Regions from separate parts of the Mus musculus genome. Here all the other regions are linked to region 2. A link is a loop called in an ENCODE intact Hi-C map of the cell type or tissue named here. Cell type or tissue: left cerebral cortex. All regions are shown on one strand.

Region 1 (8,000 bases), 270 kb before region 2:
TTTTAAACATTATAGTGTATTGTAGTGTACTTGAAATCATATAACAAAGTATGTTGTATTTGAGGCAAGAACTTCAAGGTAAATAGCAAAGGTCTATTTAACGTGTAATTTTCTTCTAGGATTATTAACAAAATAATATTTATCATTATAAAGTCGAACAGCTGAAATAGAATAAAAGAGACAAGTCTGCACAATCTACATTAAGTTGTTAAGAAACTATGGTGAAGGAATCTCTGTAATTTAGTTATCTTACATACACATGAGACATAGTGTCCTGGTTGATACAAGAGCCCTATTTCTCTGTCTTAGTCTCCTTTGAAAAGGATGCCCAGATGCCCCATTCTGGGGCTTTGACCTGAGGTTTTTTATTCATTGAAGTCTTGAGGTCCTGCGTCTCATGCTGTATTTGTATCCTCTCCCCTAGCCTTCATCCTGGTTCGTATTAAGATTTCGTTTTTTCAAGCATGGGGTAAATAACGGCCTTAGCCAGCAAATAAAGTCATCTCTTCACAGAGAGTAACACCCGTGGTTATTAATGAGGTTAAATAATTTTTGTTAAGCTGTGGGCTGCCACTACCTGACTTTGACATGACTGTGGTATGATTAATATATAATCGCATTGTCCATGAAACCAACTGGAAAGTAGCTGTGCTGTTGTTGATATTGATGGTACCAGAACAGTTCACAGCGAATATGCAAGCAGAAGAACATGCTACATTCGCTTCAGTTTTGTGAATGGCACAAGATCATTCACCGCAGTGCAATGAAAAGAACGAACCTCTAATTCACCAGAGCTGTTTGGGGAGGTTGTTTTCGTCCTCCTGACATCCGGACACATAGGGGTCTTCTTTCTTTAAACCTTGTTCATCCTAATCACATTAAATATTAATTTATTACCTTTTGACTGAGTGCAAGCACCATCAACATACTGCCTATAAGGAAAAATATCTTACAGCACAAGAGGTTGGAAGATTGCACGGTGAACTTTTAGACATTGAGATTTTACTGTGAGGATGCACCTAAGGTAAAGTTTTAATATTAAATGGGAATTACGTTTTTATATGAGAAAACGGTGATGCCAAACAAGACAGCTAAATTTCAGATTACACACTAGAGACTTGGAAGGCTTGATTTGTGATTTGTTTTTTACTTTTAACTTGGTTATCAAAAATTAAATGTTCATGCTTTTTAAAAAAAAAAGTATCAATAGTCACAAACGTGAGATTCTCCCAAATTAAAAAGCCCGAATTTAAAGCCATTACATCCTGCCACAGTGTGAGAAACACAAGGTTTAGAATAAATGCCCTGTATTCTTCGTCCAAGTTAGCAAAAGTCAACCATGCTGTAAGACCTCAGATCACCTTTATATTACCATTCAGGTGGGGATTTGTTACTTAACTAATAGGGTTTTATATCAAACTTTATTCAGGCACCTGTCTGGCACCGGTGCTGCCAAACCTTCCTAACTTACTGGTTTTTAAAGATGAGTGAGGCTTTGAGGGAATATGACAGAAATCAGGGTGACCCTTTCTGAAGTATCCCATCCAGCCCTGGTATAAAAATGAGAAACAAGATTGTGCGGATGTACTACAGAGCTGAAGTCAGGGCCATGCCTGGCAGGGAAATGTGTCCAGCAGTAAGTGGCAAGGGGGAAAGGAGCTTTGCAGCTTGGCTAACAGCTGCTTGGGATTCCTTCAAGCCAGACGGAAGCAAAGTTCGCACATAGGTGAGCTGACAGCAGGCTCAGATGAAGCCTTCGTTCCAGAGAGCTAGGTTTTCCGGGTTCCCTGCGAGGCAAAAGAACGACAGAGGCTCTGCCACGACCAGGCGCCTAAGCTCCGATCAGATCCCAGGAAAGGAGACTTCTTGCTCAGCAAACTGTCCGTGGCTGCGCCCAGGGACCCCAGCTACAACGTACCTTTTCCCCAGGCACTTTCAGTGACCCTGCACGCAGTAAAAGCCCAGATTAATTTTCTTTCCATTTTCCACCGAGACTCAAATGTCTACTGCCCTATCTTTAGCTCTCCGCCCTCCTCGCCCTTCCTTCGGATGTCCCTGCCAGCAAATGCCTCAATTTGCAGCACCCGGCACAGAGCCGGTTTAATGGTTTAATGCGCTCCAGGATTTGCTGGCCAAAACTCCTCACTGAGGGGTGGCTGCGCGTCTCAGCCATCTCTGCAATTTAGCCCTTTCCACTTTGCAGACAGAAATGCATCAAGAGAAGAGCGGCCTCAATGACCCTCACCACCCGGTGGCGAGAATCTAGGTTCCCGGGTTTCGCTCCGGTGCAACCGCACCGCCCTGGCTCCGCCGCCGCAAGCTGGGTAAGAGCTCCAGAGCTCCCGAGCCACCCCGGGTGCTGGCCCCTGCCGGGCATGCTCAGTGCGCGTCCTGAAAACAGCTCTCCCGGGACCGGGATCGTTCCTCCAGGTTTTCGCGGCTGCCGAGGGGCGCTGGGGAGGGGGAGGCTGAAGACAGTCAGCGCCTTGTTCCGCGCCCCCTCCCGCAGCCCTCTGCAGCCTCCCGCACTGCAAGATGCTGGCCAATCAGGACCCGGAGGTGGGGCCTCGGTCGTCACGCCCTCCCTCTGGGCTTATTGAGAGTTATATCAAGAAATTCAGTTCAGAGAGAGGAGAGAGAGGAGAGGGAGAAGGAGAGGGGGGCAGAAGAGAAGGGAAAAACGAAGAGTACGCGAGGTAGGATGGAGAGCCTCAGTCTCTTAAGCGCGAAAGGACTCACGGATTAAGAATTTGCCGGGCAATTGGCACCCCGGGAAAACATCCAGAAAATCACCATCACCCAACTCTGACGTTTCCTACTAGAAGTTAGAGACTTCAGCAGTATTGCCATCGGATGCAAATGGTAGGCTGGATGCGGTGGGATACACTCCCGAGCTGAAGAAGTGCAATTGGATGTGGTGTGCGTTAAATACCAGAAGAGCCCAGACCCAGTGGGTAAAAGCGAGGAAATGTGGAGAGAATGACTAACGACAAATCTGTGAATTTGTTCTCGGGAGTTGCTAATTTGCCAGCCCGAAGCCACACATTTTACAAGGAGAAAACGTTTTGCTGCTTCTGAATTCTCCCCAAACTGGTGCTACCAGATGCATGGCTTTCTATGTGTTGGAGCAAATCCTTCTTAACTGCAGCCTACCGGGAAAGGGGCAAGGTTGAGGCAACTAATGTAAGTGTAAAGTTTCGCATTAACAATTCGAAATACCGTCTTTAGTTGTGTCCTCGGCGTAGATGAGAGGTGTTTGTAATTGGGTAGCTGGCTAGGGTAGAGCTCGCCTACTGGGTTGTATCTGCATCCCCACCTGCACCACTCAGCTGGAACTAATCGCGGGCATCAGCTACTGTGTAGCCTAATGCAGATAAGATTAGAGCCTGGGAGCTGACCAGTCTTACTCCGGGTGGGTAGCTGCCTGGAGCCTTGCACCCATTTAAACTGCAGTTAGAGGGGCATCTGAGCGGAAGTTCTTCTACGTGTGTTACCGGGTTGCGGTATTTATGTGTAGCAAATGTTACTAATATTCTAATGAGACACCGGATTAAGAAACTGCATTTTTGTTCTTTTATGCTCAATAGAAAAAAAAATACCGTGATGTTACATAGGAATGTTGTCTGTGTTTCACTTCCATCCCGGCATGCTGGTCCACCTCTGTGATAAGCAATTGTCTATTAGGATACGTTTTTTAAAAAGTTTTAATGTGTTTATTTATCTCAACGGGGGCAATGTGGAAATATGGAGAAAGGAGAGCACCCTCCGAGGAAGAAATGCCAAGTCTTGGTTTTGTGCTTTGAGGCAATGAGAACCCTTAGTGGCCAGTGACTACTGCTGTTGCTGCGGCTGCAGCAGCATGTCCGAATGCTCATTTTCCAGGAGGGTTGGATTATGAGACAGTTGAAGAACTGGGAGGAAGGAAAAGCAGTCTTTTGAGAGGAGGAGATGACTCAGTGTGGCAGAGAAGAAAACACATCATATCTAACATGTGACAAAGCAGTTGGCAGCAATCATAGCTAAATACTTGAGCTCTTTCCATCGCAAACAACTAGGGGAGGTGGGCTAGAGACCAGGAGGAGGGTTAAATGGGGGTGGGGGGTGTGTGGGAAAGCAAAATAAGAATGCACACTTTGAATTAAACAGTGTTATAATAAAACCAAAACAGTGTGGGGGTGGGGGGATTCCAGGTAAAAATAGCTGCTGCTGTCCTTAATTCAAAAGTAGATGAATTTCATTTTCTCTGGGCAAATGCAACAAGCAGGGGATATTCAGTGGCCACAGAGTTAACTTACAAACTGTGGCAGAGCAAACTGCCATGTTTACTAATGTGCAGGGAGAGTGTGCTTCGATGTTTTGGTGACTGTGTTTTCATTTACTGAAGAATAATATTGTCTGTACAATTGTGTTGACAGTGGCTGTCTCCACATAAGAGATGAGATGTAATGCCTCCTCCTCCTCCTCCTCCTCCTTCTCCAGTCCATGCACACTTCCTCTTGCAGTTCGTGCATCACTCCTCAGTGGGAACCTTTAAACTCTAAAATCCAGGAAAAGAACATAAAGACATTATCATGGACCTGAGGGATTTTTACCTGTTGGCTGCTCTGATTGCCTGTTTAAGGCTGGATTCCGCAATAGCTCAAGAACTTATTTACACTATTAGAGAGGAATTGCCTGAAAATGTGCCCATAGGAAATATACCAAAGGATCTGAATATTTCTCACATCAATGCTGCCACGGGGACCAGTGCCAGCCTTGTCTACAGACTGGTTTCAAAAGCTGGGGATGCCCCTCTGGTGAAAGTATCGAGTAGCACTGGGGAGATTTTCACAACCTCCAACAGAATAGACAGAGAGAAACTCTGTGCTGGGGCTTCATACGCTGAGGAGAACGAGTGCTTCTTTGAACTTGAAGTAGTGATCCTCCCCAATGACTTTTTCAGGCTGATCAAAATCAAGATCATTGTCAAGGATACCAATGATAATGCCCCCATGTTTCCGTCTCCTGTCATCAATATTTCCATCCCAGAGAACACTTTGATCAACAGCCGCTTTCCAATCCCATCAGCCACAGACCCTGACACGGGCTTCAATGGGGTACAGCATTATGAATTACTAAATGGACAGAGTGTTTTTGGACTGGATATCGTGGAAACTCCGGAGGGAGAAAAGTGGCCGCAATTGATTGTTCAGCAGAACTTGGATAGAGAACAAAAAGATACCTATGTGATGAAAATCAAAGTGGAGGATGGGGGCACGCCACAGAAATCGAGCACAGCTATTCTCCAGGTCACAGTAAGTGATGTCAATGACAACAGGCCAGTGTTTAAAGAGGGTCAAGTAGAAGTGCATATTCCAGAGAATGCTCCTGTGGGGACCTCTGTCATTCAGCTCCATGCCACTGATGCAGACATAGGCAGTAATGCTGAAATCCGGTATATTTTTGGTGCCCAGGTCGCCCCTGCAACCAAAAGACTCTTTGCTTTAAATAATACAACTGGGCTGATAACAGTTCAGAGGTCTTTAGATAGGGAAGAGACAGCCATTCACAAAGTGACAGTGCTGGCTAGTGACGGCAGCTCCACTCCTGCCAGAGCCACCGTGACCATCAATGTCACCGATGTAAATGATAACCCTCCAAACATAGACCTCAGGTACATTATAAGTCCCATCAATGGCACAGTGTATCTCTCTGAGAAAGACCCTGTCAATACAAAGATTGCCCTCATTACAGTTTCAGATAAGGACACAGATGTGAATGGCAAAGTGATCTGTTTTATTGAAAGAGAGGTCCCATTTCATTTGAAGGCAGTGTATGACAACCAGTATCTGCTAGAGACCTCTTCTCTGCTGGACTATGAGGGCACCAAAGAATTCAGCTTTAAAATCGTTGCCTCTGATTCGGGGAAGCCCAGTTTGAATCAGACTGCCCTGGTAAGGGTTAAGCTCGAGGATGAAAATGACAACCCACCAATTTTCAACCAGCCTGTAATTGAGCTGTCAGTTTCTGAAAACAACCGACGTGGGTTATACTTAACAACTATTAGTGCTACAGATGAAGACAGTGGAAAAAATGCAGACATTGTTTATCAGCTTGGACCGAATGCCTCCTTCTTTGATCTGGACAGAAAGACAGGAGTTTTGACAGCCTCCAGAGTCTTTAACAGGGAGGAACAAGAGCGGTTCATTTTTACAGTAACTGCCAGGGACAATGGGACCCCTCCCCTCCAGAGCCAAGCAGCAGTGATAGTTACTGTTCTGGATGAGAATGACAATAGCCCCAAGTTTACTCATAATCACTTTCAGTTTTTTGTGTCTGAGAATCTGCCAAAGTATAGTACTGTGGGGGTAATCACAGTGACAGACGAAGACGCTGGAGAGAATAAAGCTGTGACTCTTTCCATTCTAAATGACAATGAAAATTTTGTGTTGGATCCCTATTCAGGAGTCATAAAGTCCAATGTCTCCTTTGATAGAGAGCAGCAGAGTTCCTACACGTTTGACGTCAAAGCCACCGACGGGGGACAGCCACCACGGTCCTCTACTGCAAAAGTAACTATCAATGTCATGGATGTCAATGACAATAGTCCAGTTGTCATTTCTCCACCATCCAACACCTCCTTTAAGTTGGTGCCCCTCTCAGCCATTCCTGGTTCTGTGGTTGCTGAAGTGTTTGCGGTGGATATTGACACCGGAATGAATGCAGAACTCAAGTATACCATAGTGAGCGGGAACAACAAGGGATTATTTCGGATTGATCCAGTAACAGGCAATATCACCTTAGAAGAGAAGCCAGCACCTACTGATGTGGGCCTGCACCGTCTTGTGGTCAACATAAGTGACCTGGGGTACCCTAAGGCTTTGCACACTCTCGTGCTGGTATTTCTTTATGTGAACGACACTGCTGGAAACACCTCATATATATATGACTTGATCCGTAGGACTATGGAGACCCCACTGGACCGGAACATAGGAGATAGTGGTCAACCTTATCAGAACGAGGACTATCTCACCATCATGATTGCCATCGTTGCTGGGGCCATGGTGGTCATTGTTGTGATCTTTGTCACGGTGCTGGTGCGCTGTCGCCATGCGTCCAGGTTCAAGGCCGCTCAGAGGAGCAAACAAGGGGCTGAATGGATGTCCCCAAACCAGGAGAATAAACAAAATAAGAAAAAGAAACGGAAGAAAAGAAAGTCGCCCAAGAGTTCTCTTTTGAACTTTGTTACTATTGAAGAGTCCAAACCCGATGATGCCGTTCATGAACCCATCAATGGGACCATAAGCCTGCCTGCCGAGCTGGAGGAACAGGGTATAGGAAGATTTGACTGGGGCCCAGCCCCTCCAACCACCTTCAAGCCTAACAGCCCTGACCTGGCCAAGCACTACAAGTCGGCCTCTCCTCAGCCCGCTTTTCATCTCAAACCTGACACTCCAGTTTCTGTGAAAAAGCACCACGTCATTCAAGAGCTCCCGTTGGACAACACCTTTGTTGGGGGCTGCGACACCCTTTCCAAACGCTCCTCCACTAGTTCAGATCACTTCAGTGCCTCAGAGTGCAGCTCCCAAGGAGGCTTCAAGACAAAGGGCCCCTTACACACCAGACAGGTAAACGAGCACTTTTACTGGTCTATAAGTACTGCCTACAAGTGCCCAGTCAACCAGTATTAACGTGCCAGTGTGTGTATTGTTTTGGTCTAACTTTAGCTTAGTTATGAAGAGGGAAAAAAAAAAAACTTGACCCCTTTTTAAAATTCCTCTGGGGCTCAGTCAAGAATTTTTAGAACAGCTTTGAAATTTCTGAGTTCTGAGAATTATTTAACCTCCCAGTTTCCTTCAAGTGGCAAAAGATGAAAAGAGGAAATTATTCCAAAATGTCCCGAGATCATGTTTGCTCAAGAAGAAAACCCATCCTGATTTGCCCAATTCTGCTCCTGGGGCTTCCAAATTACCGACTTCCAAGATTTTCACATTACCTTTTGATCTAAAAAGTCACCTTCA
Region 2 (8,000 bases):
TGGAATTTCTGTAATGAAGTAACTTCTTTCTAAACTGAACTGTTAAAAACGGAGTGCTTTCTTTCTGAGGTGGCAAATCTCTTGCCAATGTAAGTGTTGAAGCAGATGCTGAGTGATCTTTACTGCTAGAACTGGAAGGGAGATTCCTTTATCTATAGTTACTGAGTGCATGCTAGGTATCAGTGGCACAAAATGATAAGCATAGATGCTTTAATGGCTTAAGTCTAAAAAATATAATCAGTCTCTAATACAATAAACTTTGCTAGTTCCTCTGAAAATGCAAAATTATGTTAAAAGTTTAATATATTGAAAGAAAATGACCACATGAAGTCCTTGATAACACCATATTTCAGTTGATTTGATTTTTAACATGTAGACCATTTATTAGGAAAATGTATTTTCTTTATGTTTACATTATTTGTTTTATGATGCATTTAGTATTATAGATTAGGCTTCTCTGAGCTTTTTGTCATTTAACTCAATATTAAAAAACTGTCTTACATTAAAAAACTGTCTTATATTAAATCAGTACTCCTATAAATAGATCTATTCAATGATGGAAGTGGTCTCCAACCATGAGAACAAGAGATAAAGCCATAAGTAATTATAACCATTTAAACTTAACTCCCAAAACTAAGGATCTCATTTGAATATTATTTAACAGTTTACTGATTTAAATATTATAGTCACACAATATTGGCCAGTAGCAGTTCAAATAAATAGCTATCTAATACTGCATTTTACAGTTTTGTGAGATATGTTTCCTCCGATATAACATGGGATCTCTCCCCTTTTAGAAACTGCACATTGTTTATGATTATAAGCCTCTTTTCTCTGTTGTCATGTCAGAGAACTTCTAGGTAGGTCATTCTGCTTTGGGGCTGTTCTCGTTATGCATCTGATTTAAATACTAAAGTTGGCAATTGATGTGTTTATTTATCCATATATCTTGGGCATAACTTCCAAAGCCACCTTTATTTTATCATTTGGCTTTAGGCTGTCACATTTAATCTGTTCATGTGTCCAACTTCCACGTCATTAACAACAGTGTAGACTTTTCCAACTTCCATCTTTTCTTCACGCTTTGTCTCATGATTTCAGCTCTTTTCTGCAGAACACTTTAGGAATTCCTTACAGAACAAGCACACACATTGTGATGCACTCATAAGTCTATAAGTAGACCCTGACGCTTTTGTCCATAGATCACCTTGTGAAGTAAGTTGAAATAAATCACCATCTTAACCCTGTAGACAGAGAAATCAGACAGATATTGGGAGATACACTTCAGTTACCCCCTCCCCCATGCAGAGATCTAAAGCAGCGGGATCCTTATGGGTTTGCGGCCTGGGGTAGGTAAAAAGTTCCAGGATTATCAAAGATACAGAAAGAGGGGTTGTTTCAAAAATTAACAAAGACCAAAAATGAACAAAAACTATAAGAAGGAAACATGAATTTTACAGTTATTACAAATCTCAACCTGTCTGTGATTATACTGTCTTCAACTTTTCCTAATGAATATATTTTAGTGTGTCTGAACAAAGTTTCTATGTTCCAAGACAATGCACATTTTCAACTGTCCTCATGTATATATATGAATATATGCATTTATACATGAATATGTATTCATACATATATGCATTTATGCATATATATGCACACACATACACACACAAACACACACACACACACACACACATATATATATATACACATACACATACATATTTCAGGTAGCCACTGTTGTTAGTATCCTACAGAACAACTGATATGTCCTCTTTGATTTGGCTTGAATCTTTAGTTTTGAAATTGTTTTCATGTACTCATTTTCTTCAACATCACTAGCATTTTCATAGACCAGTACTTGTACTTGTTATCAAAAATATTTTATAAGTGCATATATTGGATTAGCCTTGTAATCTTAGCAGTGGAGAGACTGAGACAGAGAGATTGCCATGACTATGAAGCTAATCTCGGCTATAGAATGTGACCTGTGACTAAAAAACTTTCCGAAGAACCAAAAGCCCCAAACCAACCAACCAACCAACCAATCAACAAAACAACCAACCAACCAACCAAAACCAAAATAAAACAAAAATATATGTCAAAATAAACAAGAAAAACTAAATATATGTAAGTATGTGTGTTTACATATACATATTTTACACTTCAAACAAATAGTATGTGGGATAGGTGTGGTAATCATTACAACTAATGTGAAAAATGAGAAAGTTCAAGCTCAGAAACTCACACAGCTTGCCTACATGCTTGTGTAGGCAACATGAAATAAGAAAGCGGTCCATCCTTTTATAAAATCCCTAGCACAGATACCAAGAAATAAAAACTATTATACAAACGCATTTCTTCAATTGCAGCATATTATACTGCTCTTTCTCATTTGTGTTATGAATTCTCAATGATAAGACTTTTTAAGGGATTTTGAAAACTTAATTCATTTTTTTAAAGTGAAATGTCTGACTTTCCCTTTAATTTCTGGCTTTGCTTATAATTTTTCAGTTATATAAGATTGCTTTGAAGATTTCAGGATAGAAATATCTAAAATTTATTTTGAACAAAAACTGATCTCTTTTCATAGATGATTAATACAGCCACTGTAATCAACATTTAAAATAGCCAAAAGCATCATCTTAGGATAATAATTTTGCCATCATTACTATCTTAAAAATCATAATGAGTCTTTATAAAATATTCACTTTTGCCAGTATGGTAAATAAATGATGAAACTTTCTGAAATCAACTAATAATAAATTTATTGTATCAGGTGTAATATCCTTGCAAAAGAAAATAAATAAGAGATTTTAATCGAACTCGGAGAGGGGAAAAAAGCTGTAAAAGGTCGTGGTTGCCATGCTTGAGCAGGCTGCTTTTTGGGGTGTATGGAGGAGGCTGCAGTCGCTTGAAACGTGTAATCTGGAAGACTTCCTAAGCATATGGAGTGGTTAGAAAAAAAAATGGCACAGAAATGTGAGTGAGGAGAAGAGAAAATTGGATAAATCAAGGGAAAAGCCTGGGGGAAGGGCAGCGCTTGGTGCAAGGAAGCGAGACCAGATGTCGAGATGGCCATTGTGGGCTTGCTTTTGACATCACAGGATTATTCTGAGCGTGCATTTTAAAAGAATAAGCTCCTGTAATAGTTCAATAAAGGCCAAAACTGGTGGGATGGTTAAAGAAGGCTTTAAATGATAGAGCTTTCCAGTCTCAGCATATGGACTGAAGTAGATTTTAGAATTAAATATGTTTGATAATGGGCATAAAGGGTTTTTTTCATTTTAAGCGCTGCCTGGCATCCTGTAGTGGGCATTGCTGCTCTTCTGAGTCACAGGTCACGATATAATGTTTCGAAACTTTTAATTACTTAATTTTCTCTCAATTCTAAAAGAGAATCATTAAACTTGCACTGTGTTCCCCACAATGTACAGAAATTTGCTTAGTGTATTTAATGTTGCCTTAGTCAGGGTTTCTATTCCTGCACAAACATCATGACCAAGAAGCAGTTAGGGAGGAAAGGGTTTATTCAGCTTACACTTCCATACTGCTGTTCATCACCAAGGAAGTCAGGACTGGAACTCAAGCAGGTCAGGAAGCAGGAGCTGATGCAGAGGCCATGGAGGGATGTTCCTTACTGGCTTGCTTCCCCTGGCTTGCTCAGCCTTCTCTCTTATAGAACCAAGACTACCAGCCCAGAGATGGCATCACCCACAAGGGGCCTTTCCCCCTTGATCACTAATTGAGAAAATGCCCAACAGCGCATTTCCTCAACTGAAGCTCCTTTCTCTGTGATAACTCCAGCTGTGGCAAGTTGACACAAAATTAGCCAGTACAAATGTGTTATGTCTGGTAAAGGAGAAAAGCTTGCTAAGTTTTGATTTTGAGTTAGTGAGAAATGAACAGACATGTACCTCGATAATGCCATTGAACTTTCTTGTATCCCAGATCTCTTATTAAAAACATATTAAGTTAATTAATCCAAAACAATCATTTTTACCTCAACAGAGTATTTATTTGTAGGGGCTCATGCCAGATAAGTAAAAGAGGGTGTTTTTGTTTTTGCCTTTGGTTTTTTTTGTTTTGTTTTGTTTTTGTTTCTGTTTTTGTTTTTGTTTTTCTTTTGTTTTTTGCAATGGCATCTTTTCTATCATTGTGAACCTGACCATAATTTTTTTGCGTAAAAATTCAAGATAGAAGAGAAACATATTTTACATTTCCAAAGGGTATTTTTAATATTCCTAGAAATTTTCTCTTAACTTGTTTATGTTTATTCATAAAGCAAATCTACTCCAAATTGTAAGAAGCACTCTCATGTACACATTGTGTACTGCTGCAGTATAAGTAAAGTTTCTAAAATAGAGTATCTGATAGTAGCATACAAGGACACAGCCAGTCAAGCTTCTAACCACTTGCAAGTGGTTCATTAGGGGACATTTCAGTGCTGTCCTCAAAAGTTATTTCTTTAATTATTTTCCTTGCTGTTTTTGTTCATTACTACAATTTGTTTTGTCTGTCTTTGATGTATGTAGCTGTTCTCAGATGAACCAACATGTATAACACTGAGATAACATTCCATATGAAGCAAATCTTGATGTGCTTCAGATAGTGTTCTCAATTCCGGTTGTATTCTAGAGAATACCACTAGAAAAGACAAAAGGCAAAAGGATATTGGCTGGATAGCATATTGCTTTGACTTATAAACCCAGGTTTTCACTAGTTTTCTAGGTATATGTGCTAAATTGTGTGTGTGTGTGTGTGTGTGTGTGTGTGTGTGTGTGTGTCTGTTAGATAGACAACTGATACATAGAAGACTGAGCGTTTAAAGTGTTTGTTCACTTCATACAGCTAGAAAACTCAGATTACCAACACAGTAGATATTATATTGTTATGTGAACTAAACCTGAAATATACATTTTACTAGCAGTTCTAGTATGAACAAGGTTAGATTTTAATATGTATCTGAGCAAATAACATAACAGATATCTTCTCCAAGGAAGTATCTAATATGTTATTTGTAGTTTCATAAAAGTGTAGTTTAATTTACTCAAAATTATTACTGTTCAATGGTCCATAACAAAACAAGATCCTTTTGTTTATTTATTTATCCATCTATGTTTTTATTTATGCATTGTGTGTGCATATACCCATGGGTTGGTGTGTGTGCAGTGTATAGAGATTCGAAAGGTTGATGTCTGATGCCTCCATTCACCTTAGTTTCTGAGAAAGTATTTCCCACTGGCAGTCGTTGATTTGGGAAACAGATTTGGGAAACAGATTTGGCTAGATTGACCCATTTTTTTTCTGCCTTCCCTATGCTGGTTTTACAAATGTATATTACAACTGCCCATTGCATTCTGGAAATTGAACTCAGGTTTCATATTTGTTAGGAAGCACTTTACTAACTGGGCCATCTCCCCAGACTTATTCTTTCATTTAGATTATCAAAGTGAATGCACTAGTTTATTGCACTTTTCCAAATAAATTGAGTTTTGGAATATATTTAAAAATAATATTTAGGTTTTATTTTATGGTGTCCAATTTCGTTACATTTATCCCTCAAATAAATTCACCAAAAAGAATGAATATGTTGTCTAATCATCTTTGCACTTTTGCAAAACAATATAAGGTGTGAGGATAAGAAGAATAGTGATGATTTTAGTATTAAAGTCAGTTTATTAATTTTGATTATTTGCAGTGGCTGTCTCTATGATTATTTAAAGGGTGAGCCTTTTGCACTTTAATTATATTCCCGTTGGATTTTTATAGCTTTAATGAGATTCAGAGATTAGAAAACAAACAAACAAACAAACAAACAAAATAGATAACACTTAATATTTTGGAAAGTAAATAAGATACTTCAAAACTAAGATATGATTTTAAAGTATCTATTTGGCGACCTACTAGCCATAATTTGAATATCTGGTTGGCATAATAGACAAATTTTATCTTTATACATTTACTTTCTCTATCTTTCTCTTTCTCTCTCCCTCCCTCATTCCAACCCTCTCCCTCCCTCCCTCCCTCCCTCCCTCCCTCCCTCCCTCCCTCTCTCCCTTTCTCCCCCCCCCTCCTCTGTGAGTACATGCACGTGCAAGCATATATGCATACATGTTCATATCAGGGAAGTTTACTTAGACAATTTTTTTCCTGGCAGTGTTTATAGTACTTGAGATATTGTAACGTAGTTTTGAAGCTGAGTTCAAACACAGGAAGGTAACCACCATCAGTGACCCTGGGAATTTCAGTGTGTACCTTGCAGCTTGATTGATTAGTGTATTCATTTAACACATTAAAATTCCATAAAGTCCTTCACCAAACCTAAATCATCAAAGATTTTTCTCTTTCCATGGAATGAATGATAGCTAATGCATTCATTAATTACCTCCTTTAAAAATTTTAGCTTGCGATACTTACAATGTATAACCAAAGTTTATTGAGAAATATTTTTTAAATGAGTTTTACTTGAGGACTTAATCTTCTATTAACATGTGTTAACATGCCAGTCTTTCCCACACACATGAATTGAAGAGTAATTTACCGCAGCTATCACTAACAGCTTTATCAACTGTGACCACGTAAATAGAACTTGAATATTCTTAAAATACTGGAAATTGATTTTTAGAAATTGTATATATATTACTAGCCAAGAGTCTCTCTAGTTTGTCTGTTTCTTCTAATAAAGTCTGACCAACTTTTCTTTTGTATGATCCTCCTTGTCAAGGTTCTTTTAAAGTCCTGTACATATTGGCAATAACATTGTGCAGATTATTAATGGGTAGATTCCTTTTGTCAACATACATACAAAACAGATGGCAGATTCCTTGTTTGTATTGTAAATGACAGAATATAATTTGTTATATGTTTTTATTCCTGTGTTTTCTATTAATTTTTATAACTTTTTCAAGACAATTCCAAGTTTCTGCTTCAAGAAGTTAGGCAATTAAAATTACTCTATGCTGATCTTTTAGTTTAGGCTTTCTTTGCTTTTGATACTGGAGTTGTGCCAGGTAAACAACAGAAATGAGATGTTTAAATCGTTAAACCATTTGTGTTGGTTGGAAGATGAAGTTTAATGTCACTTGGTATTATTTTAGTTCTCTTCTTCTCCTCCCCCTCCTTCTTTATTATTATTATTATTATTATTATTATTATTATTATTATTATTATTATTATTTCTCTTGTTCTTCCTTCTTCATCTTCTTCTTGATCTTCTTGTTTTCTTCTTGTTCTTCTTGTTCTTCTTGTTCTCATTCTTGTTCTTATTCTTCTTGTTCTTTTTCTTCCTTTCTCCTCCTCCTCCTTTTTCTTCTTCTATATCTCCTTCTCCTTTATTTTTAAGTTTAAATCTCTTACTACAAACATCAGATTTTTGTACAGCTGGATTCATTGGTTGCCTGTTTGTGTGTTGCTGCCTGGATGTGGCGTGGTCGTTGGTAGCTGGCTGGTAAAGGGTAAATAAAGACCCAGGGATCAGGAAAAAAACAAACAAACAAACAAACAAACAAACAGCTTTTAAGTCCATTATATTCTATATAAATAGAAATAATCTGATACATATTGCAGTATATTCATAGTAGACACGCATTTTAGTTACATTAATGTAATATAGTTTCATGTAAACCTTTGAAATAAAACCATAGACTTTGGAGACTGTCCCACCCTAGACACGCAAGAACTCAACTCTATCATTGTTTTTATAACATATCCTTAAATGTCAAGGAAAAAAGACTTCTGGCACACATTCTCCAAAGCAAGTCATACTGTTTCTGCATTGCTTCTTTTTAAAATAGTCTTTTGAAGTAAAACATGAATAAAAATTTTCATAGCACTATTAAAATCAATAGAAGCTATTAGAAGAAAAATAGACATTTCTATAAACAAGGGTATGTATGTACTTTTATATTTTGCTGCATTTTAGATGTGACCAATATTTTTTTACATTTTGATAACTAATACAGGATAACTCCCATATAAAACACACTAGCCACTGAAAA
Region 3 (8,000 bases), 92 kb before region 2:
CTAATCCCCCAGTGATCAATAGCTATGGCTTGTGAGCTGTTAGTTGTACTTTTTATTACTAACTCTTGACATGTTTGTATATGCTGAAGATTTCAATTAAAAGAGTCAGCAGGGTGATATTGAATCAATACTTGTTGTTTTGTATCTGGGGGAGAAAAACAATATGAAATATGGAAATCTGAGGTATGTAAATGCCCCTGGCTCTGCTGTGAGACATAGCCTCCTGCTTGTCAGACAGACATGATTTTTAGAGCAGAGAATTTGCTGGCTTAAAGTAGACAACTTGCCAGTTTCATTAGTTTGTATCTGATGCTAGACAGAGTCGCTGTTCAGATCATTAAAACACCATCCTAAGCTTCCGTTAAGTTTGAGCCAAACGACAGCATATTTTAGAACGACTTTGTGCAATTCCAGTGTGTAACTTCCTGCTGCTTATAGATGAGTAAACTTGTGATAACTTTACTATAAACTGATCTCTTTTCACTCTGCCTTTGTTTCTTTTAATTTCCATTAGCTTGTCAGTAGCATTATCTTCAGGGGGTTGTATAGACACACAGTAGAGAACAACCTGAAAGGGATTAACTCTTAGCAATACCAATGTCTGAAGTACCAACATGATGGGGATTGTATGGATAGGGTCATTAACTTTGATTCTTGTAAAATTGTTTTTCTTTTCTTTCTTTTCTTTTCTTTCTTTCTGTCTTTTTTTCTTTTTTCTTTTTTCTTTTTCTTTTTTTTTTTTTTGCTTTGTTTTGTTGTTTTGTTTTTCTCTCCCCACTGCTAAAGACTGTGGGAGATTAAACAGAAAGAAGAACAAATTGCTTAGATTCATATAAGGATTACTGTAGGATAAACACTGTCAGATCATGGGGTACCTCTTGAAACAAAAATTAGGATGTGAAATCCATCTACAAAGAGCAATTCTCTAGTGAAGAAAATAATGTTTTCTTTTTTACCTGCAAGGATTTTCATTATTTTACAGTGTATTGTGCACTACACATCGTTTCAGCCAGGGATTCAGGAGAAAATGCAGGAAAGCTTGTGACAAACATTTAAGGTCAACTAGATAACATTTTCCTTCTCTGTGACTCCCGCTGAATTCACTATTGTTCATTCTGAAGCCATTGTTCTCTGAAGACAAGAAGATGAACAAACACTAACTGTCGGAGAGCTTGTCCTGTCTATCTGTGGAATTTTTAGCTGCATGCTGTTCTTCTGAAGATAGTAGGGAATATATTTATGTTTATGTATTCTCTTTCCTGAACATATATTTCTGTACAGGCTCAGATTTAAATTTCTTAAATTGCCACTGTACTAGAATTTCTCAAATTGGAAGTTTTTCCTTAGACTGGGACAGTGAATATTTTTGTTTGAAAAATTAACCCTGAAGAATAGACGAGTGCATCCCATAAGCTACCAGGGAACACTAGGCTCCTTTTTTTTTTTTTAAAAAAAGCATGTTTTTGTGGTTGTTTGCTTGATGTCTGAAAAAGGATTTCACTATGTAGCCCTGGTTGGTTTGGAATTTGTAACATAGACTAAGAAATATGCTGCCTCTGCCTCTTAAGTACCAGCATTGCAGGTGGATGCCCTAGCTCCTGCCTAGTTTTCATAATGACCTCAGGCAATGATTCCTAAAATAAAGGTATCATTGAAAAAGGGACGCCTGAGCTCATGGCCTTCTCTTATACAAGTGAAGAGACAACTAATTTTGCTTCTTGAGATAGCTCTATTGTTTTCTAAACAGGGGAACCAGAATGCTTTCCCATATGAGGTATAATGCATGTGTTGTTTAGAATTTTTTGTTGGTGGTAGGTTTGGGGGTTTTTCTTTTTGTTTGTTTCTTTCTTTGTTTGTTTTTGTTTTAATTTCATGAAAGCTAGGGATATCTGGGAAGTGGGAACCTTGGAACCTCACATGAAAGAATGTCCCTATCAGATTGGCCTATAGGCATGTCTTTGGGACATTTATTTTGTTTTGATTGATTTATTGGCTATTGTTGTCTGTGAGTGTGTCCAATCTAGTGTGGGCAGTGTTACTCTGCAAGCCGTTGGGAGCTTTCCAGTAACCCATGTTCCTAAGTGGCCTTACTTCATTTGAATACTCTAGTCCCTAGCATGTCTTTTCTCAGTAATGAACTATTACACTATGAGATAAAATAAATCCCGTTTCCACAATTTGTTTTTGGTCACTGTAGTTTGGCAAAGCAATGGAAAGCAAAAAAAGACATTTTAGAAGCTGGTCTCTTCATTTTCTCTCATTTAAACATTACTCTTTTTAGTCACTTTGTTTATCAATCTATACCCATAAAACATTGTCTGCAATTGTATTAATGTCAGGTATAATATTCTGTCCATAACAATGTGCTGGTATCTGTACTAAGATTATTTTTTAATATTCATTCTCATGTCTTAAGCACAAAGAGCAGTATATTTTAGAACACAACTTTCCTTAAACAAATACTGATTAAGTAATGTTGAAGTTCAGTATAGACAATTTTTAATTTCAAACTATCAGATATATCTGGTTACAAAAATACATACATTTAACAAGTAATTTAATATTCCCTGGTGGTTACAAGTTTGACCTCCTAGGGCTCAAAGAACAAGGCAGCACAATAAATATTGAAGTGTTTCCAAATGGCAAAGTCTTCCAGCAGTTTTATTTACAACTCTAACCATGAGGGGTCCCTCTGTTTGCCTGTCAGTATAACAGAACTGATCCTACAGAAAAATTCAGCTCTAGAGAAGGGAATATGAATAACTTCAGTGTGCAGAAACTATGGGAGTCACTGAGTGGGGAATCTCTATAAATAAGCGCAGGTCCTACTCCTAAGGTTCACACAAACCTATGGAGAAAAGGTAGGCTTTCGTGATCTTCCTGTGCAAGCCAAATAGCTTTGGAGTGGCAAGCCTTGCATCCAGCATAGCTCCATTCAGCTCACAAATGCTCAAGCCATCCTTCTATCCCATCCATGGTTATTTTTGTTTTCCCGTGCAGTCTGATTTTTGTTCTTGGCCTCTTTCCTCCAAGGCTGAGAATATACATCTGTGTGGGAGTTGATGCCCTGATTCACTGCACAACTCCACGAAAAACAAACAGAAGGGCCAGGCTGCCTGCTAATCCGTCTCAGCAGCACTGCCTTGCTCCCCTGCCTTCCTGACAGTGTCACTTCAGGCTCTGAGCATATGGGCAAGGGCTTTCTGCACAGCCACTTATGGCCTATATCTGAAATTTACTGTACCTTCTTGCAAAATGCAGCGTTTGTTAACCACACGAGAAATCGATGGATTTACGGATGGAGAAATGTACAGCCAGGCCTGCCACGAAGCCCCTGTTTGCACGCCACACTCTGTTGCTAGGTTTGGAACGAGGAGCTCTGCTGTTAGACTCCACCAGATGAACAAATGTCTGAATCTCTTTGAAATGAATGAGTTATGGAGATCTCTCTTAAAGATCATTCACTTTCATTTCTCATGCATCCTAAGCCGCAGTTTTGAGGTTAAGACCTTGGTATAAAGCATGCACGCAGTGACAGAGGTTGCTTGGCAGGGTTTCTATCAAAACACCCCAAACCTCCTCTTCTTGGGGGAAACAATTACTGAGAGAGAGAGAGAGAGAGAGAGAGAGAGAGAGAGAGAGAGAGAGAGAGAGAGAGAGAGAGAGAGAAGGAAGGAAGGAAGGAAGGAAGGAAGGAAAGAGAGAGAGAAAAAGAAAGAAAGAAAGAAAGAAAGAAAGAAAGAAAGAAAGAAAGAAAGAAAGAAAGAAAGAAAGAAAGAAAGAAAGAAAGAAAGAAAGAAAGAAAGAAAGAAAGAAAGGAAGGAAGGAAGGAAGGAAGGAAGGAAGGAAGGAAGGAAGGAAGGAAGGAAGGAAGGAAGGAAGGAAGGAAGGAAAGAGAGAGAGAGAAAAAGAAAGAAAGAAAGAAAGAAAGAAAGAAAGAAAGAAAGAAAGAAAGAAAGAAAGAAAGAAAGAAGGAAAGAAAGAAGGAAAGAAAGAAAAGTATGGCTCCCAACCCCGCAAATACTTTACGTAGAATGGAAACTGCTAACAGGTTTTTCAGGACTTGTAGGGAAGTAGTCTTAAATTATTAATCCAAGTAGATCCTTAAATTAACCTTCCAGTTTAACATTAGCATTAGCATTACATTTCCCTATGCAAGATGGGTTATTTTTTTTTAAGTCACGAGACCTGGCTTTTGGTGTAAGTGGCATATTTTAAACCCTGAGAGCTCATGTCGGGCTGTTCGATTCCATTTTTCTTGGAATGACAACATGCATCCTAACCAATACATTTACTTTTACTGAAAAACTTTGCATGCACCCCCACTCCCCGGGATGTTATCTCTGACAATGCATCCTGAATGTCTCCCAGTGAAATTTTGAATGGGAATTGATAGGCAGCAGGGTTGAGGTAGAAATAGAACACTCATAGAGATCTCCTGGATGTCAATTTCCAGAGAACAGAAGGAGGGAGAGTCCTTTGTACATAACCATATATTTTGCATAACTTAACCTTTAAAGTGTTGTGTGATTTATTTATATATGAGAAATCAAAGAGAAAATGCCACTCTTTTTATTGCAGATGTCATTCTGGTTAAGGCTATAATTAGAAATACACAGCATGAGCGATTGGAGACTCTTTGCTTCTTACTTGGGTGGGGTTCCTGGAGGGTAAGAGTGGTACATGCCCTTCAGCAGGTGGTGCTTACTATGCAGTTCCAGGGCTTAATCTCAGTGGATAATGTGAGTGTATTGAGTAGCCATTCAAATGGGAACCAAGAAATCTGAATACTGCTAGGTTTGTCTAAGCTGCAATCCATAAGCACGTCCATTAAAGAATAGTTACGAATTTGGAAGTCAAATACAAATGCACAAACTTACATAAAACATCACAAGAAGAGAAAGAGTGAGAAGCAGAGAGAGAAGCAGAGAGAGAAAGAGTGATAATTTGGAACATGTTTATATTTTTTCTTGACTGTGACCTTTGTAGATGATAATGTCACATCAGAATGCCAAAAGGTTGGATGTAGAGGAAAGATGATTTTCACACTAGAGTCACTCAAAGGGCATGGATAGCCTAAGACAGATCCTCCCACATGATTCCATGCGAGCAGTTTCTATAAAAGATATATCATAGCTCATGTCTTTCTTTAGGTTCCCAAGCAACCAGGTGGTGCACACATATATTGGAAAGGAATACATCCTATCAATATAATTGTTAGACAGTAGGAAAATGATCTATTAGCAGTTAGGTTTTATTGCTACCTTTGATGGTTGTTTATTCAGCCAAATAATACTTTTATGGTTTCACTCCCATTTGGACAATTCCTGTAGTGTTTTATTTGTTGCTGTTATGCATATGCATATATTTCGAGTGTTATCTTTCCTACCACTTCAACTTAATACATGGAGATCAAATGACTCAACCAAACACAGTGAAATAAAAACATTGCTTCAGTAGATTGTCCCTAGTGAAAAAAAGTAAAAAGAAATAAATTACAGAATCTCAGTTCCTTGGCAAACTAAAGCACCTAGCAAAGCCACAGTGCTTGCCAACATAGTGATCTGTAAATTGATCCATGTGAACTTGACTTTAACAGTGCATCCAATGCTTTTTAGACTTATTCTGTGATACCAGTATTACAATCTAAGTTTTATCAGCTCATCTGAACAGAAGTTCTATTTGATATAGGCAAGGTTTGTTAGTCTGTTCTTATCTGTGAATCTAAGAGCATCTCCTAAGCAGCATTATCTAAAGGATTTTTAGTGTATTTTGAGTACAAAATCCATTAGCAGCCCACACTGAAGGCTAATTGCTGGAGTACAATCTTGGCACCATTTTTATAGATGTTAGTGAAGCCCACATAGCTAAAGGGTGCATTATCTTGTTCTCAGAGAATTTTGTTCTTAACCTAATAAAATGGAATGAACAACAGCACAAGCCATTGGTCATTGATAAAAGTAAAATCAACTGAAATGAAGATCGTCTTTTATTAGCTCTGATGGGTCTTGGGCTTGTAGTTAGGGTTGCTTAGATGAGCCAAAGAACTTCGTTGACCATTCTTTTTTTTTTTTTTTTTTTTTTTAACTGTTAGAATTCTGCCATTATCATTTAGGAAGAAGAGGAAAGGAAGGCATGCTGGGAGCATGAGAATTGGCTGAAGATGACATAAGGAAAACAAAGAAACAAACAAACAGAAAATAAATACAAAACTTAACCAAATGAAAACAAAATAATCATGACGGGCGGTGGTGGCGCATGCCTTTAATCCCAGCACTCAGGAGGCAGAGGCAGATGGATTTCTGGGTTCAAGGCCAGCCTGGTCTACAAAGTGAGTTCCAGGACAGCCAAGGCTACACAGAGAAACCCTGTATCGAAACACCCCCCATAAAAAAAAAAAGAAAGAAAACAAAATAATCAATTTTGAAAGGAAGTTGTTTTACACATAAAATAAGTGTTGATTTCTCTTGAAAGAGGCACAGAACACCCATCATACTCAATTGCATTTTAGCAGTGTATATTACAAGGATTTTTTAAAACACGTAACAACTAAATGCAAATGTGGTGGGATTTTCAATTCTGTCTAAGACTACATTTAAAAAAATAAAACTTAGTAGCCCTGAAAGTAACCTGATAAACTATTTTCTGCTTCTTATTTTTTTTAATTAAAGAGATATCCTTTTCTGTTCGTTTTAAAAATTAATTTACTTCATATTCATTTTACGTTCCAATATCAGTGCCCCGTTTTCTCCCTGTACCCCTTCATGCAGATCCTTCCCATGTTTCTCTCCTCATCCCCTCACACACTATATGCCTCTCCCCTGCACATCACATCACTGCAGATCTAGGTGCATCCTCTCCCACTGAAACCAGACAGAATGGCCCAGTTAGCATAACTGGATCTACAGGCAGGCAGGTGAAAATTCAACAACAGCCCCTGCTCAAGTTATTGGGAGACCCACTTAAAGATCAAGCTTCACACCTGTTACATATGTTGGGAGGGTCTATGTCTAGCACCTCTTTGGTTGGTAGTTCAGTCTCTGGGGGCCCCCAAGGGTTCAGCTTAGACTACTCTGTTGGTTTTCCTGTGGAGACCTTGTCCTCTTCAAGTCTCCTAAGATTCCCTGATTTCCATTAATGTTTACCTGTCAGTCTCTGCATCTCTTTCCATTGGCTGCTGGGTGGAGCCTCTCAGAGGACACTTATGCTAGCATAATAGAATATCATTAATGGTATGGGGGCTTGGGGTTTTGCCCTGGGGATGATAAATAGCACTGTGCAGTAGGAAATCAGAAGAAGTAAATTAGAGGAAGCTGTTGAATAATGTGAAAGGTCAGATGCATTGATCTGGGCAACAATATGGACTCTGCAGGAGAGAGAAAACCTAAGAGAAATTTGTACAATACAACCTATGGCATAGTCTGAACATAGAATTTGTGCAAGGAGCCGTGAGGAATAAAAAGAGAATCAAAACCTTGAGTAAAACTCCAGACCAACTCAAACATTCATATGAGAACATCTATGGTACCAAGCACCATAGCCATAATCAGAAAATTCAATAATAAAGGGACCAGGAAAAAAACCTCAGTTTCTTAAGGTGTTACTGTGATTTCTTCTGAGACTCCCCATGCCTACTGGAGAAATTTTAATTCCCTTTCCCCAACTATCCAAATTCTATATTCTATGCATGTCTCAGGCCTGCCTATAATGTGTGGATTCCCAAAAGCTGATACTTCTTTTCCCAATTCCATTTCTGTCCTGTCTATGTTGACAGTCTTTAATCCTCTCTTCTTATGAAAGGATGCTGAATTTCTCTATCCATTTTTTTAATCCAAAGAAACCCACTAGCAGTGTTTCATATTTTTAGTAACTGTGCTGAAGACTTGGGAGCCCATGCCCTTGCATTTCTTCTCCTTCAGTGTCTCCCTCACATTTCATTCTGCATGTTCTCTCCTCTTTTCTGAAGTCTTGATGCAAGCTGACATCAATGCCCCGAGGGA

Evidence for each region. Hi-C counts contacts between places; a loop is a spot of excess contacts. Peaks named below come from ENCODE experiments on the same cell type or tissue, not always from the same donor. Only the 100,000 strongest peaks of a DNase experiment are listed, where the experiment ranks them.
Region 1: it touches region 2 in a loop (13-fold over the local background); 2 of 42 quality-filtered maps call a loop at or near these places.
Region 3: it touches region 2 in a loop (2.5-fold over the local background); 3 of 42 quality-filtered maps call a loop at or near these places.

What each region holds. Positions count from the first base shown.
Region 1 is chr14:93,885,304-93,893,303 of GRCm38, reverse strand. Pcdh9 (protocadherin 9) reads left to right here and starts at 2,635. Exons shown (of 5, transcript NM_001081377.3): 1 at 2,635-3,183; 2 at 4,416-7,607. The coding sequence starts at 4,572. In left cerebral cortex, CTCF peaks have their summits at 2,372 and 4,775; DNase peaks (open chromatin) are centred at 4,728, 6,157, 7,082, 7,389 and 8 more places; H3K4me3 peaks cover 6,777 bases; H3K27ac peaks cover 5,432 bases.
Region 2 is chr14:93,616,423-93,624,422 of GRCm38, reverse strand. All of the region lies in intron 2 of Pcdh9 (protocadherin 9), which reads left to right. Among named protein-coding and RNA genes, the nearest start is that of Pcdh9, 270 kb to the left of the region's middle. In left cerebral cortex, no CTCF peak of the experiment used is centred here; DNase peaks (open chromatin) are centred at 81 and 3,003; H3K27ac peaks cover 2,110 bases.
Region 3 is chr14:93,708,849-93,716,848 of GRCm38, reverse strand. All of the region lies in intron 2 of Pcdh9 (protocadherin 9), which reads left to right. Among named protein-coding and RNA genes, the nearest start is that of Pcdh9, 180 kb to the left of the region's middle. In left cerebral cortex, CTCF peaks have their summits at 1,049 and 3,188; DNase peaks (open chromatin) are centred at 1,090, 3,053 and 4,708; H3K4me3 peaks cover 198 bases; H3K27ac peaks cover 3,981 bases.